2 separate regions of the Homo sapiens genome follow, and region 2 is linked to region 1. A link is a loop called in an ENCODE intact Hi-C map of the cell type or tissue named here. Cell type or tissue: Caco-2. All regions are shown on one strand. Links, peaks and the distances in the headings refer to the core of each region. The heading gives the core; the rest is flanking DNA. Region 1 has its middle 310 kb from the start of SQOR. Region 2 overlaps LOC105370802 (a long non-coding RNA gene).

Region 1 (2,919 bases), core at 169-2,668:
TTTTTTTTTTTTTTTTTTTTTGAGACGGAGTCTCGCTGTCGCCCAGGCTGGAGTGCAGTGGCGCAATCTCGGCTCACTGCAGGCTCCGCCCCCTGGGGTTTACGCCATTCTCCTGCCTCAGCCTCCCGAGTAGCTGGGACTACAGGCGCCCGCCACCTCGCCCGGCTAATTTTTTGTATTTTTAGTAGAGACGGGGTTTCACCGTGTTAGCCAGGATGGTCTCGATCTCCTGACCTCGTGATCCACCCGCCTCGGCCTCCCAAAGTGCTGGGATTACAGGCGTGAGCCACCGCGCCCGGCCGGCTTCTTTCTTATCAGGACTGATCTGCTAAACCTTTCTATGAATGGTAAAGGTGAGTGCAAAGTGACCATCTACCTCCCAGAAAACAACTTTACAGGAACTTTATTCCTCCTTAACTCAGAGGAGAGATTAACGATGGTTTCGGGTATTTTGAATTGTCCTAGTCAAAACTGGCATCACTTCTTGCCTGGTTTTCACAGTGGCTTCCCAGCTGCTCTCCCCCATACACTGACATCCCCTTCTAATGGCCTTTCAGCCCCCCAAAATCTCGGTGACCTTCTCAAAATGAGATTCGCATGGCTTGCTTGGAACATGTTCATGATGTAGCTGTTAAAACAAATGGTGAAATACATGGTATGTCTGACATGGCCCTGCCCACTGGTCAGTCTCTTCTCATACCACTCTGTGTCCCCTGTGCTCAGACACAAAGACCTGGGTTGGCTTTCTCAACAGCTTCTTTGGCTCTATACTCCTTTCTACTACTGAGCTTTAGCTCTTAGTGCTCATTTTCCCTGAAATGCATTCCCTACTTAGCTAGTTAACTCGTACTCATTCTCCTTCAGATATAAAATCAAGGCTTTTCCTGATCACATAGGCCTGGCCATGCCCTGCTGTTACTCATTTATGCATTGATTTTCCTTCATAGCATCTGTAATCAAATCATCACAAAATTTGTTTCTTTATTATACATGTTATATCACCAGCACCTAGCACAATAGCTGGTACATATGGCATGTTCAATAAATCTCTTGAATGAAGTACATTTGAGCAGGAGAAACTTCCTCAGAAATATCACATCTTAATCACATGTGCTACAAAAAAAGAAAAAAATATATTTGTTTCACTTCAATAATGCCCAGCACAAAGTAGTCACTCAAACATACTGAAAGAGATCAATGATTTCCATATTTTATTTCATTTGCTAAAGAACTAACAGAGTGCTCAATACTCAACATAGCGGATTTTTGCCACTTACAAGAGCTCTGTGTAGAGACCTTGGCTAATCCCTCAACACATGAACAAACCCATAGCATATTATTTACTCCACAAAAGTGTGGTTCAGTGATGACAGATAAGCCTTTAACTCCTCATGCTTCAGTGAAATGACTGTTCCGCCTTCTGACTTTAAGTTGTATTTGCATAGAGACTCAGTCATGAGTTTCCTAGGCTTATCCCCAACCACAGATAACTGCTGGTTAAGCATTCACTAAAGTTTTGTCTTTTATTTGATGAGCCATTGTAGAGTGAACCAAAGCATTCACTGAAAATTTATGAGTCACTTTTTTTGTTCCATCGAGCGCATATGGTAAAGCTAGCTCTGGTCAAGGACAGAATGCTAGCTAAAAATAATTTGGAATAAATTAGACTGTTAAATTCAACCAAGAACCAACATTTTTTCACTTTGTCCAGAATCACAGACACCATAACGTGAATAGATATCTACCTAGAGCCTCACAGGTGCAAAATTCTTAAGAAGCTACAAGCCTCAGACTAAATCATAGTAATTATTTATATGTGAACAAAATCCCAGTTCACTTATTTAAGTGTAATTTGCACAAACTATACAACATCAGTTAAAATATATTTGCAGCTACTTTTTAAAGAAAACCTGTTTTGAGACATTGCATTTATAGAATTGAGCTAAAAGATTGTCAGATATTCATAGAACAAAAACGAATTTTATGTAATATAAAACACATGCAATATGACTACTGCAAGGGTAGTTATTCAAAGCTACATGTCAGTGAGCAAAACTGACTTGGACCACAAGCAACTTCAACCAATCAGAATTTTTAAAATGCCTAATCACAAATTGTCACAAAGCCAGAGAAATGTGTATGTGCCAACTATCAGAATTTAGTAACTAAGCTATAGTAGTAGCTGCTGTAGTGTCTCATAAACAACATAAGTCAATTGAAAAGTAAAAGCAATCAAAACATAGCTACCTAAAATTGGAAAAGAACATAATAAGGCCAGAAAGTTTGAACTGGGTCATGCAAAAAAAGGATGAAAGGCAATTTGAGAGAAATTACTTTGAACAAACTCAAGGATAGGTAACAGGTATCATTTTAAGTACCCAATTTGATGTCTTGGTGGAGACTGCCTAGAGAGGCTCAGAAGATTTGTGAGGCAGGGGCTGAATTTAGCAGGAAAGAAAAGCTAATCAACTTCCAATATCTGTCATGGGCTTGAAAGAAAAGGCTGGTGAGACACATGCCATATTTTGCTGACCTTAACCTAGGATCTCTCTGGTTTTAAAGCTACTTCTGACTCCTCCTTGTCTGAACCAGCAGAAGCAGTTGGCTTTATTTGGAGTGATATTTTTCTCACACACACACAAATTAAAGTTGTTTTTTCACTGTAACAAAATTTCTAGCTAAGGGAGCTAATGCATAGCAGACAGTCATATCCCACTGAGATGCAGCAAGGTTTACCAGGCAGCTAAGTGGCTTGCCGCTGCCCAGCACCTCACAACATGATCAGTTCTAGACCCTGCCTCAGCATTTTCCAAATTACTACACAGGCCTTTAGGGTCACTCACTATCAGTTAAAAGTGTGGTGGTTAAATGCATAAATGAGGCTCAGAACTTGGTTTATGCATGTGATTGTTTGCTTCT
Region 2 (2,919 bases), core at 293-2,792, 140 kb after region 1:
CTCACACTTGATGTGTGTGGCTATGAATGACTGAGCAAATTTCTGCAGGTATCCTAGGTGATGGTACTAAAGATGCCCCAGGACAGAAAGCAAGTGATAAATAGTGCAGCTGAGGTGAGACAGGGTCAGGTTACACCTGAACACAGATGGCTGCCAAAGCAAAAACTAGAATAAAAAAGTGGTCCAAGAGAATCTGAGTGGGTGCACAAGAAGCATTTGATACACACATGCTATGATAATTTTATCAGCCTTTTGTCATTTTTATCCATCTTAGAGAATGTGTCACTAATTCTAGGATTAGTGATTGTTAAATTGTGTTAGGTAAAAAAATAAAAAAATTATTGGCTGATATAACTAGGATTTTCCCAAGTCTCACCAGGCTGCAAGTACAAAGTCATGATAAACATTCAAATTTCAATGGCTCTAACCCTCTATCTAGCCCTCTAGCTTCCTGCGACCTTCTCACAGTTATACCTCCAAGCCTCCAGAGGGCACGGCACATACACACTTAGAAATCAAACTGTCTGTCCACCATGTTCTTCCTCTCCCATTCCAGCCCCTCTTCTGTAGGTCCTTCTGCAAGCAGTCAAACCAAGCCCACCCCAAGACTGCACCATGTTACCTTCCCTGCTCCCAAATCTGCCAGACCCTCCAGTTGCGAAGATAGCACATTTCTTCCCATTCTCCCTGTGCAGGAGCTATACTGTGGTTCATACAGACGTGGGAATATGCTTCTGTACCCCAGTCACACTGGGCTGGGAGAGTACATGTGGTGCTGCTACTGACCAGAGGCTCAGTCATGGAAGACAGTGTCTTCAGCTTCAGCCCTAGTCCAAGGAGCTGGCCTACTCTCTCCCCCTTGTTGTCTCTCCCCAGGGTCCACCACCAGCAACACAGCTCACACAAAATGGCCTCCTTCCTCCTCAAGCCAAAAGTATATACCATCATGCAAATAAATTCAAAAATCCCAGCTGCTGGCAGCCCATCTCAGCAGTGCACTGGACTTGCCTGGGCAGATCTGAACTCCAGCAGTGCCCACAGCCACAGCAGAGGCCATATCCTCACTACCAAAGCAACTATCTGAGAGCTTCTATAAGCCAGCTGTTGTGTGCATTGTGGCTTAGAATTCTGAGGATACAGTTTAGCACTGAAAACTTCTAAGGCTTTTTGTTTTGTTTTTTCCCTTCTACTACAAAGTGAAATCCCACCAGATGTGCTGAGTAGCTTTTATCCTGGCATTCTTTCACATTACTTCACTTTAAACAGAAATGAGGTTTTTGGTTAGAGAAGGTACCTAACCTCAAAGACCCATGTAGTATGAGTAACTCTAAGGCACAACAGGTTTCCTGGGATATGTTTTTAAATGACAAAGTTTCCTAAAAGTAAACTCAGTGGACATTCAACATCAGTCCTCAATTGTGGCTATTAAAAAAAAAAAAAAAAAGGCCAGGTGCAGTGGCTCACGCCTGTAATCCCAGCACTTTGGGAGGCCGAGGTGGGCAGATCACGAGGTCAGGAGATCGAGACGGTGAAACCCCATCTCTACTAAAAATACAAAAAATTAGCTGGGTGTGGTTGCGGGCGCCTGTAGTCCCAGCTACTCGGGAGGCTGAGGCAGGAGAATGGCGTGAACCCAGGAGGCGGAGCTTGCAGTGAGCCGAGATTGCGCCACTGCACTCCAGCCTGGGGGACAGAGTGAGACTCCGTCTCAAAAAAAAAAAAAAAAAAACAAAATGTGCTCACAGTGGCATGCTACAGCGTGGTCCAGCTATTTGAAGAACAATAGCTGATGAAAGCCAAAAGCAAAAGAAAATAGCAATAAAATAAGGTGGCATGTTGACAGCTGAGATCTAGTATGACATCTGTGGGTGGTGCTGTGGCTCCAGGATTAGATTGTTCTCACTTCAAAAGAGACATCCATGAACTCTGTCAATCAGCAACTCAGTCATACATACATAAAACATTTTCCCCTACCACACTCTGTTAAAAAAAAAAAAATCCTTAAAGATGACGCTAAGGAAACATTGTGCAGATCATATATGTCCCAGTAAAAGGCAGCATTTTTCTCCTTGACTAACTTACAAACAGCTTCAATTTTTATCCAACATTTATTGTGCCTCACTTTTACAAAAGGAATTCAATTTATTATTCTCCGTGGACTTCAAATAAAAAAGTAACATCAAAGTCTAATAGAAAATGAAAGCTCTCATTCAGACATTATTTTGTTTTCCTCCCCCAAGCAAATATTTGCACTTGCTGGAGGAGCTTATGCTGATGTGTCTCTAAATTGAATGTATTTTTTTTTATGAGAAGGTAAGTAGCCGGGAACAAAGGGACACAAAACAGGGTTCCCCTGTGCTCTCTTCCAAGTGACCTCCAGCCCACTGTGCGGATGGCATGTTTAAAAGGAAGATGATTTGGTCTCCATGGAGGCTCAGTTTGTGGCCTTTGCTTTGGCAGATTGACAGCTGTGCTAAATGATGTTGAAATTACATGTAATAGATTTTAGATTATGACTATTGTCCACTAGGGACTGAAGTGCCCCATGCAGTGAGAGGAGGCTGTTAGGTGATCTTAAGCTTCACTCGACAGTAAAAAGGCATGAGTTTTTCTTATTTTAAATTGACCTTTTTGTTTGTTGAGCGAGGCGGTAAGTAACAAAGTAGTTTAATTAGAAGCCGCAGGTCCAGAATAACCACTGTCACTCTTCTAGAATGAAATCCAAACATGTTCAATACAATTCTGGCCACAATTCTTCCCCCATTGTAAAGCTAAGTATACAAGAAATGCTCAATTTTTCAGTGCCATAATAGCAAATTAGCATAGAATTACCCCCAAACTGGCATTTGGAATTGTATTCTTTGTAGGACTAGTGGGTCACTGACTTTCTGCAGATACTGATTGATTGACATGCTTGAC

What was found. A loop is a pair of places that touch in the nucleus more often than their neighbours do. Peaks named below come from ENCODE experiments on the same cell type or tissue, not always from the same donor. Only the 100,000 strongest peaks of a DNase experiment are listed, where the experiment ranks them.
Region 2: it touches region 1 in a loop (5-fold over the local background); 1 of 110 quality-filtered maps calls a loop at or near these places.

Annotation. Positions count from the first base shown.
Region 1 is chr15:45,941,974-45,944,892 of GRCh38, reverse strand. No RefSeq gene overlaps it. Among named protein-coding and RNA genes, the nearest start is that of SQOR, 310 kb to the right of the region's middle. In Caco-2, for the core only: no CTCF peak of the experiment used is centred there; a DNase peak (open chromatin) is centred at 1,442.
Region 2 is chr15:45,801,825-45,804,743 of GRCh38, reverse strand. The region is part of intron 1 of LOC105370802 (a long non-coding RNA gene); the gene reads right to left. Among named protein-coding and RNA genes, the nearest start is that of SQOR, 170 kb to the right of the region's middle. In Caco-2, for the core only: no CTCF peak of the experiment used is centred there; no DNase peak of the experiment used is centred there.